Linked DNA regions of Homo sapiens: regions 2, 3 and 4 are each linked to region 1. Evidence: chromatin loops called from intact Hi-C (ENCODE). Cell type or tissue: GM12878. All regions are shown on one strand. Region 1 has its middle 36 kb from the start of DUSP10. Region 2 has its middle 31 kb from the start of LINC02257. Region 3 overlaps LINC01655 (long intergenic non-protein coding RNA 1655). Region 4 overlaps LOC124904517 (a long non-coding RNA gene).

Region 1 (2,500 bases):
GCTTATCCACTCGTCTATTGATGGACATCTGGATTGTTTCCAGTGTTTAACCATCATGAATAAAGATGCTATGCACATTGGTTTACAAATTTTAGGTGTGAACATAAATTTTTACTGGAGAAAGTTTTTTTTTTTTTCTTAAGTGAAAGCAAGTTTGTTAAGAAAGTAAAGGAATAAACAATGGCTACTCCATAGGCAGAGTAGCCCTGAGGGCTTCTGGTTGCCCGTTTTTATGGTTGTTTCCTGATTATAGGCTAAACAAGGAATGGATTATTCACAAGTCTTCCAGGAAAGAGGTGGACAATTCCCAGAACTGAGGGTTCCTCCCCATTTTAGATCATACAGGGTAACTTCCTGATGTTGCCATGGCATCTGTAATTTGTCATGGCGCTAGTGGGTGTGTAGCAGTGAGAACAACCTGAGACAGTTTTGACCCTTAAACAAAGTGGGTGATATGGCTGTCAGCAAGAGAAAGGCAGGTAGGCAGGACTTCTGGGAGGAACAGCCACCTGCTCAGGAAGAAACCCTTCCACCCCAGCTCTTCCACTACCTGTGCAACCACCAGCAAATCACGAGATATCTCAGATCCACGTCTGCAAAACGGACATAAATCTTAGCCACATTGACCTCACACTTCCTTTTTTTTTGTGTTTCATATGGGATAATTAGCATAAAGCTGTTTTCAAAGGAAAAATACTACACAAAGACCCAACAGGATAGTTGTTCTTATCACATCACTGTCATTTTGGCAATTCTTGAAATTGCCAGTACCTAGTGAGCTAATGACCTTCTCACTCAGAACCAGGGAAGGAGAATCACACTCAGGCCTTTCTCTCTGGTGCCTGAAAAGATTTTCAGTACAGTAGAGATGTGATCTCATTGTGACTCTCAGAAGCTGTGCTTAGGCTTTCAGTCAATAGGCAACCTCTTTGGGGATAAAAGAACCATCTTATTCACAATGGCTTGCTGTACAAAAAAAATTAGAATAAAAGAATTATTTAATTCGTTGATTTATTCACTACTTTTTAGCATTTATGATGTGCTCAGCAGTGAGTTGTGTGCTTATAGAGGGTGGTGGAATGAGCGGCGGTAATATAAGAAAGTACTTGAAATTTGATGCTGCTTTTAGGGGAAGCCAATGTGGCCACTTCTGCTTTCTTATTGACTATTGGAAATGTAGTACAGTACTAGTAATTGTACTCTGGAATGGGCCAGTGGAAGCCAATTCGGAAAAAGCGGTCCAAGGAAGACTATAATGCTTGGAAGGAGAAGGGGAAAATGACAGAGGAAAAGAAGAGAAAAGATGGAGAGAGAGAAAGAGAAGAGAGAAAAAAGAAATTATAACTTCTTCCACCTTTAAGGAAGTGATGAGCCCACATATAGCCCAGGTGATTTTGAGCTAAATATAAAGCTTGTGAATTCCCCCCAGTGCCCAATTTGGCCCCTAGAGGTGGAGACAAGTTCAGTGGCCACAAAACCAGAGACTCTAAGTTCATAGAAGGGAGGAGAGAATGGTAGATGTGTGGGAGCAGGGAATTTACCTGCTTCCTGTTTCGGCCCCTTTTGCTAAAGTGAAATGCTGTGGTTTTGCTGGTTATACTTGTTAATACAATTCCCTCCCCTTGCAGGATATGTGTGTGGTAACGGCACCATCTGGGTTAGCGAAATAGATACTCCGAGGTATAACACACTAAACACAGCAGGATGTTTATAAAATTCTTAATCTGGGCCCTTTGGACCACCAAGAATAGACATAGAGATTATACAAGCAAATTACTAAATCAGGCTGAAACCAGACATATAAGCATTTTCATAAATACTTAAAAATTTACCTATACCACGAGAGGCCAACTCTCAGACCATTCTCTGAGAAATACTAGACCACCCTGAGATGCTGGTACCTTAAGCACACATTGTCTCTTCTTGTTATGTGGTCATCACCACCAGGATATCCGCCCCTCTCCTGCCCTGAACATCTAGAGCAATTTGGCTGGGCACAGTGTTCTTTCCAGAACATTTGATTGCTATACTTACATAAGGAGAAAACTCTATTTTCATTTGAAGACTTCAGACCTCCTTCACAAAGTGATACTGCAGTGAGGAAAAAATGCAAACTGAGGAGCCACGAAAGCTTGCAGCTGAAACAGTGGGGTCTTAGACAAATGATTTTGCCTCCTCATCTGTACCACAATAATAAGAAAGTTCATCCGACAGAAGTATTTGAAAAAAGCATCTGCTTTCATGTCTGGCACATAGTAGGCATTCCAAGAAGGCTAGTAGCTCTTACCCACGCCCCTTTTGAGGTGATTTTCGCTTACAACCAAGCCAGAAGGAAGTCATAAAGCTCACGGGCCTTACATAGAGAGGAAGCATCAGAGAGTTCTCACTCACAGCCCTCACTGCTCAGTGCAGGAGCCGCCCCAGTTGACAGGACTCACTTCCTCTGTCTACACTCCCAAACCTTCTGTGCCCAGCAGTGTGTGCACATCTGTCTACACTG
Region 2 (2,500 bases), 230 kb after region 1:
CAAAGTTTGAAATGTTTTTTCACATGGAAAAATTAGAAATAATTTTATTGTTTGCTTTGTAATTAAATTGATTCCTTTACAACTTTGTGGAAAGTTTTTACATTGAAAATCTCTGCCGGGTGCGGTGGCTCATGCCTATAATCCCAGCATTTTGGGAGCCCGAGACGAGCGGATCACTCGAAGCCAGGAGTTCGAGACCAGTCTGGCCAACATGGCAAAACCCCATCTCTACTAAAAATACAAAAAAATAGCCAGGCGTGGTGGTGGGCACCTGTAGCCCCAGCTACTCAGAGGCTGAGGCACGAGAATGGCTTAAACCCGGGAGGGAGGCAGAGGTTGCAGTGAGCTGAGATTGCACCACTGCTCTACAGCCTGGGCAACAGAGCAGGACTCCTCAAAAAAAAAAAAAAAAAAAAAAAAAAAGAAAAGAAAAGAAAAGAAAGAAAGAAAAAAAGAAAAAGAAAACTGGGTGCGGTAGCTCAGGCCTGTAATCCCAGCACTTTGGGAGGCCGAGGCAGGCAGATCACGAGGTCAGGAGTTCCACACCAGCCTTGCCAACATGGTGAAACCCCATCTCTACTAAAAAATACAAAAATTAGCTGGGTATGGTGGCGGGCGCTTGTAATCCCAGCTACTTGGGGGGCTGAGGCAGGAGAATCGCTTGAACCTGGGAGGGGGAGGTTGCAGTGACCCGAGATCGCGCCATTGCACTCCAGCCTGGGCGACAGAGTGAGACTTCGTCTCCAAAAAAGAAAAAAAAGAAAGAAAGAAAGAAAGAAAGGACCTCTACAGATGAGTTTCCCATAGACAGGACTGGAGGGAATTTAATGCCTTATGCTGTTTCCCTTTGATAAGCAGCCCCTGCAGGCCCCCTGAGTGATCTCCAGTTCCTAAAGCCACAGGTGTTCTCATCTATTCTAGAGAAACTGCAGGAGCATAGTGAATTAAAATGGTTTCACTTTTGCTCACGGGAGCCACCTACTGTGTCACTTTTACATTGTCCACATCCAACCCAGGTAAAGATAGGCTTTTTGGGGGAGCTAGGGGTATGATATTTTTAATAATTCAAAATTCTTAGAATATTAAATGTGTCCATGACTTTAAGAAAGGGGTTCTTTCTATCTGCAGTATAATTTCTGAAAAAAAAATGATTTGACTAGATATGTAAAATGCCAGAAGGCACTAGTAACTAAAAATCTAGCCAAGATAAAGTATCTTTTCAACGATTTTGTAAGTCAATGCACTGGGGAGAAGAAGGAGATGAAAGCCATCCAAAATGGGCCATGTCCTTCCATTTCACATTCAGAATCAGCTCTACTGCTGAGACCCCTATATGTAACATTTATCCTGTTATTTGGAAAATGGTATGGTGTGTTTGAAGACCACCCTCCAGGCAGTCTGAAACTCCAGACTGGAGGCTCAGCTCAAACCAACCATCACAAATTATATGACTGCACAAATCAATTTCTCTCTCTTAACTTCAGTTCAAACATCTTAAATGTGAGTGCAGTAGACTAAATCAGAGGCCTCAGAACTTCTTGTTTAATACGGATAGAACACAAGTATATGAAAAGAGATAAAACTGGATTGGACCCAGAGCAATCCTAAGGAACCCCAGGGCTCTGTGTGACTCAGTTTCCAAACCGCTAGATCAAGAGATTCCAAAGACATTCTCTAGCTCTAATAGTCTATGATTCAACATTGAAAATATTAAAAAAAAAAAAAAAAACCCAGAACGCTATGTCTCCATCTATATAATATGTCCCAGAGGTTTAGCTCTGAGGAAATTGGTCCAAGTTGCATCACTGGAAGAAGAAGAGAAAAAGAAAATAATGAAAAAAGAAAAATTGACTTCGCTCTAATGAACTCAAACAGGAGCTGGTTAGTATTTCTGAATCTTTGCCAGGGCTTCAGCCTCCCCTCTGAAAAAGTACATGTGGGGAACACAGAGCCCCATCAAATGAAAAGAGATGGAGTGCACAAGAGGACTTTCCAAAAGAAAAGCTCTTCTCCTTGAACTCTGCAGGATCCATTTGCACTACTGGACATTTCTGACACTGGAGAGAAAAAATGCTTAGTAGGAACCCTCTGTCCTCATAACAGGTTTCTCCTGTTTGTTGCTTTGTGAACTAATGTAAATCAAATAAAGCAATGTACTCAAACCACAGTGGACCTGAGTGTATAAATGAGGAACAGGTGGTGATTAAGTGTATAGTGTCATTTCTATTTTGTGACGTTAATGGATCACAAAAGCACTATAGTCCACATGGCAGGAGTGGTCACAGCCACCCCACATACTCTTCTTCTAAATGTGATCTCCAAACCTCCTTCCCTTCTCATCTCCCACTCAGTTCTGGGAAATGCAGAAAAATGTGTAATAGTTAGTGACAGAAAGAGCCACTGACCTAAATACATGGTGGGTCATTTATTATGCATGGCTTCTGATCAAGGAATTAGAGAGTTTTCATTCAATCTTTATTTTCAGCCACTCAAGTTCCAT
Region 3 (2,500 bases), 62 kb after region 1:
ACCAAGGCGGTCTGACTTCAGAGCCTGTGCCCTGAACCACAAAACCATGCTGCCTCTCTGAGTATGAAGAGTTTCTATACTTAAGTTTGCGCCTCTGTTTCCTTTCGTTATTCATTTTTTATCAACAGACATTCAGAGTGTCAAGCGCTGGTGGCGAGAAGCTGAATAAGACTGCTTCTCCTTTCGAGCAGGAACATGGGAGGTCTACAGAACAGGGGAGTGACAGATCCCTGCAATATATGTGAGAGGCAGAATAGGAGGTAGGAATAAAGTGCCCTGGAAAGACAGAGCAGGAAGAGACATTTCAGGAAGTTTTTGGAAAACTTCCTGGATGAGGTCACAGTTAAGCCTGTCAAATAGCAGGTACTTAATAGGTCTTTTGAATGAATGGCAATAGAAATTCATCAAGAAGAGAAAATGATGATAAATAAAAGAAACACCAAGGGCAGATAGTGGCTCTTGACTTTGTTCCCCATTTTGAGACCCCATTTGTGTATAGCAGGTGGGCAGCAGAATGGGAGTTCTTGAGATTTAACTCTCGTGAGGTTCCCTGGGTCCCTGTGTGCCTGAGTCAGGACCTAAATGTGGCTGAGAGTCCAGCTCACCGGTGGAGGGGAGGAAAGGTTCCTTTTCTTTGCACATCCATCGCTAGGTTCATGGGTAAGGTGCCCCTTACGAAAGACAGATTTACAAGAGAAAGGTATACAAATGTATTAATGTAAGTTTTATGTGGATGGAAGCCTTTGGAAACGAAGACCCAAAGAAAGAGAGAAGCTTGTTTATTTTTATGCTTGGGTTGATGAAGAGTGGATAGTCATGGAGAAATATGATTGGAGGACAAAAAGGTGTGATCTGATGGTAACAACCTTGGGGGAACTTAGCAAGACCTCCTTGTTCAGATTCTTCCTGGCCTCTGTGTCTTTGAGGATAAGGATGTTCCTTTCCTCTAGGTATAGAGATGGCACCTTTTTTTTTTTTTGAGACTGAGTCTCTTTCTGTCACCCAGGCTGGAGTGCAGTGGTGTGATCTCAGCTCACTTCAACCTCTGCCTCCCGGGTTCAAGTGATTCTCCTGCCTCAGCCTCCCAAGTAGCTGGGACTACAGGTGTGTGCCACCACGCCTGGCTAATTTTTTGTGTTTTTAGTAGAGACAGGGGTTTCACCTTGTTAGCCAGGATGGTCTCGATCTCCTGACCTCATGATCTGCCCACCTCGGCCTCCCAAAGCGCTGGGATTACAGGCATGAGCCACTGCACCCGGCCTGAAGGCACCTCTTGAATGAGGATCTTGTGGTCTCTTTCAGGTGGTCAGAAAATTCTGTCTAGGTTTGATAGTCTGCTTTAGGGGAGAAGGGCAAGAGGAGGTCAGAGAGTGTCCTTACTGCTTCTGCTGTTTTCTAAAATGCCAAGGGGCCATATTTTGGAGCAGCCTGTCCTGAACTCCAACAGCAAAGGTAGAACAGGGCAGAGTGATAGCCTGGTCAGGAAGTGAATGAATGGGACTCACAGCCACACTGATTGTCTCTAGTGACACCAAGAGCTCAGGTGAGGCTAAATCAGCCAGGAACCCCCAGGGGCCCAAAGAGGATGGTCAGGAGTAGGAGGAAGACATCACAAGTCATAGAAAAGAGATAGGAGGGCCGTTTTCTCTGCATATGCCAGTTATAACAGTTGAATTTGCACTCCCCAGTACTCCTAGAGACTCTAACATTGTGAGAAAGCCAATTCTTTCAGAATGTGGAAGACTCGTCAGTTGGACCTGCCAAATCCACCTGTATACTTTGCTATAGTATCAGAAATGATTCTTTTTTATTTTCTCTCTCCCCAAGGACCAAGATGGATTTCCAGCCTGGATGTTTTGGCGGGGATTCTACCCAGCGGTGGGGGGAAGAACCACGTGCCCTTCCAACCTTGCGTCAGCAATCCCATGAGGCCCGCCATGAGTCACTGCCAGTGGCCCAGACTCAGTTGTGTGGAGTCTCACACCCTGGGGCGAAACTAGCTAAGTTCATGGGTCTTTCCTGTCTGTGTTCTCAGTGACTCACCCGAAACAGATAATAACAGTGAGGTTGGGCACACCATGTGACTGGTGCCAGCCAGAACAGGTCATGCTGTTAACCCTTGGATCCCAGGCCACCAACTGCTGACTCCCAGGCCCTGGGACAGGCCCATGACACACTTGAGTGGTATCTCCTTCCTATCTCTCTGGGATACTTGGTCAAGGTTTCAGTTTTGGAAATATGACCTTCCCTTGTAAAGGATCTCAAACTTGGGGTGGTTACTGATAGAGACTGCATCAATAACTATTACCCAGGAGGGGCCCATTGTCCTAAAACACCACCAGAGCACAAGTGAGGAGTTTTCATTCATCAAATTGGGTGTTCTTCAAAGTTTGCCAAGGTGCAGATCCTGACCCCTTTCCTGGTTCTTTCCATCAGTTGGGTGATTCCCAAAGTCTGGGGAAAGAAAGAGAAAGGAGGAATTTAAGAATGGAACAGATGA
Region 4 (2,500 bases), 100 kb after region 1:
GGATGTTATTGTAAACAATCAGGGTATTTCCCTGACTGGTGAATGCTCACTGAAATGTTTGCCTCTGCTGTGGATATGCAGAGCATGCTTTCTCCAGACATCTTTCTCCTTTTAGCTTCATAGGAGATTTAGGCGGCATGAGAAAGATGTGGTAGTATAGATGCATCAGTGTAAATACAAAAGTAATAGAAATGCATCCATATAAATATAAAAGTACCTGACTGCAGCACCCATTAGGAAAGAAGAGAGGAGGGCAAGGGAAAGAAGAGCTCTACCCTGAGAAACCAGGGGCTGTTAAGATGCGGTGTGCTGGCTGGGGTCTCGTGAGGAATGGCAGTTTGGCAGACCACTTTATCTCCTTCCTTCCTTCCTTCCTGGGGCCAACATGAGTCTTATTTATAACTTAGCTCTGAGTCCCTTCATGTTAAATCAGTAACTGAGTAGGCTGCAGGGCTAAGAGTGGAAAGTAGCTTTCTAGACATCTAGATTACAAAGCTGTGTGGTGCAACAGAAAGAGCCCTAAACAAGGGGCCAGAAACTGGGAGCCAGTCCTCATTCAGGCTCCTGATCTGTCATGGATTGGTTGTGTCTCCATTGTAAGTCATGTAGCATGAGTTAGGGTGTTTACATCCACCTACCTTAGGAGAGGCTGTAATAAGATAACTCTAATAAGATATATTATAATATATAATAAGTATATATATAGTTATCTTATTAGAGTTATCCATATATATATATATATAGAGAGAGAGAGAGAGACAGAGAGATGTTGGGCTATATATATATATATATATATATAGAGAGAGAGAGAGAGAGAGATATCAATTATACACTGATATATCTATCTATATCTTATTAGCATCTAATACATATAAATACACATACCTACATATAAATGCACCATGGAGAGTATACAAAGTATATGAGAGTTATTAGAGATGTAATTGTCTATGAGAATCCATGCTGACCAGACAGAACTCTGGGTCCAGGGCCATGAGGTGAAGGAGGGCATTGGGGCTCATTACTACAGCATCTGCAGAGAAGCCAGGCATTTGTGCTGGAGGTAATCAGGGCAGAACTTTATTACCCCAGTAAAAGATGCAATATTAATAGCCAAAAAATACTTTTAAGGAAATTGATTTATTGAGTCCATATAAGGTATTTGGAGGATGAAGGTACCTGAAACCATTCATATGAGGAACATATGAACAATGATGTGTAGCCTGAAAAAGGGAAGAAGGGAAAGATAACCAGAGGCTGTCTTTAAACATGACTCATGTCATATAGAAGAAGAATTTGACTCAGCTAGCCACAAAGAGAAACTAAAGATCAATGGCAGAAATTACAAGTGTGCTGATTTTTCTCATTTATTAATTTATTTTTTTCATCTATCTAAAATAGCAATTAAGCAGGCAAGCTCAAAGCTACACACTTGCATTAAATCCCTACATTGTCATTAGCTAGCATGTGATCTTAGGCAATTCGTTTAGTCTCTGAGTCTCTTTTCGTTCAATTCTGTTAAAATAGAGATTAAAAATAATACTTATCACAAAGGGCTATTTTGAGAATTAAATGAGTCAATGCAGGGATGGCTATTGGTATAGGGTTTGGCATATACTAAGCACACAATAACTGTTAGCTATTATCATTCAATAAGCACTTACTATGTGCCAGATTCTATACTAGATGTTGGGCTGACAAAGGTAAATAGGGCACAGTCACTCTCCAAGAACTTTCTAATCTGAAAGTGAATCAATATCTACAAGAATAATCCTGAGATAGAAATGTCTGCCTCTGGAGAAGCATCTGTTTCCCATGAGCAGCTGTTCTCACACAAAGGCTGATCAACTGCTTGGGAAGATGGAACAGAAGGAACTCAAGCTTCAGAAAGTTTCTTGGATTGGATCATCTTTAAGATGTCTCCTAACCCAAAAGTCTCTAACTCTAAATTTCTTCCCAGAGACAGTGAATATCTATGTTCCAATTCATAGTCAGATAATAGGGTAGGGGGATGGAGAGCAGCTTAGCCCTCCACTGAAGTCCAAGTCGAAGCCTGATAGGGGAGCAGAGCTTGTGTGCCTGACCATGCTGCAATCACTAAGTCTTGTCCTGAACTTTGGTCCCGTGTCTCAAGGCAGTGACCTCCCTGTCAGGCAGGGGCCAGCCACAACTCCTTTTATTGTGGTGAGTACATGAGGGGCTGCGAGAGCCTCTGAAATGGTCTTGACCCTGTCTACAATATTTCATACCTGCCACTCATTGAGGTTTTGTTTACTCTAAAATTATGGGGAGGGTGACATTGTGCTTGGAGCATTTGATGAATATGTTCCCTGAATCCTCACCCAACAAAAATTCACTTTGAAAAGAGAGCCTGAATTTAGGAATGTGTCTTGATTACGGGTTGCAGGCTGGCTTGCACTTTTGCCTCTTCTCTGTGATCCTTCCTTGGAAGCTATGACCAACAGCGTAACACTGACTTAGACCAGCAAGAAAACTGTTC

What was found. Peaks named below come from ENCODE experiments on the same cell type or tissue, not always from the same donor. Only the 100,000 strongest peaks of a DNase experiment are listed, where the experiment ranks them.
Region 2: a loop joins it to region 1, with 5 times the contacts of the local background. A loop is called at or near these places in 2 of 110 quality-filtered maps.
Region 3: it touches region 1 in a loop (5-fold over the local background); 6 of 110 quality-filtered maps call a loop at or near these places.
Region 4: it touches region 1 in a loop (4-fold over the local background); 2 of 110 quality-filtered maps call a loop at or near these places.

The regions. Positions count from the first base shown.
Region 1 is chr1:221,776,370-221,778,869 of GRCh38, forward strand. No RefSeq gene overlaps it. Among named protein-coding and RNA genes, the nearest start is that of DUSP10, 36 kb to the left of the region's middle. RefSeq lists enhancers at 1,201-1,290, 1,361-1,410, 1,441-1,490. In GM12878, no CTCF peak of the experiment used is centred here; DNase peaks (open chromatin) are centred at 602, 1,162, 1,552 and 2,322; H3K4me3 peaks cover 1,691 bases; H3K27ac peaks cover 2,500 bases.
Region 2 is chr1:222,008,336-222,010,835 of GRCh38, forward strand. No RefSeq gene overlaps it. Among named protein-coding and RNA genes, the nearest start is that of LINC02257, 31 kb to the left of the region's middle. RefSeq lists an enhancer at 663-1,195. In GM12878, a CTCF peak has its summit at 980; a DNase peak (open chromatin) is centred at 966.
Region 3 is chr1:221,838,000-221,840,499 of GRCh38, forward strand. LINC01655 (long intergenic non-protein coding RNA 1655) reads right to left here. Exons shown (of 4, transcript NR_125989.1): 2 at 2,309-2,454. Among named protein-coding and RNA genes, the nearest start is that of LINC01655, 1.4 kb to the right of the region's middle. RefSeq lists enhancers at 1,352-2,500, 1,368-1,447, 1,818-1,867. In GM12878, a CTCF peak has its summit at 1,529; DNase peaks (open chromatin) are centred at 122, 1,455 and 2,032; H3K27ac peaks cover 1,476 bases.
Region 4 is chr1:221,877,080-221,879,579 of GRCh38, forward strand. All of the region lies in intron 2 of LOC124904517 (a long non-coding RNA gene), which reads left to right. Among named protein-coding and RNA genes, the nearest start is that of LINC01655, 38 kb to the left of the region's middle. In GM12878, no CTCF peak of the experiment used is centred here; a DNase peak (open chromatin) is centred at 1,232; H3K27ac peaks cover 204 bases.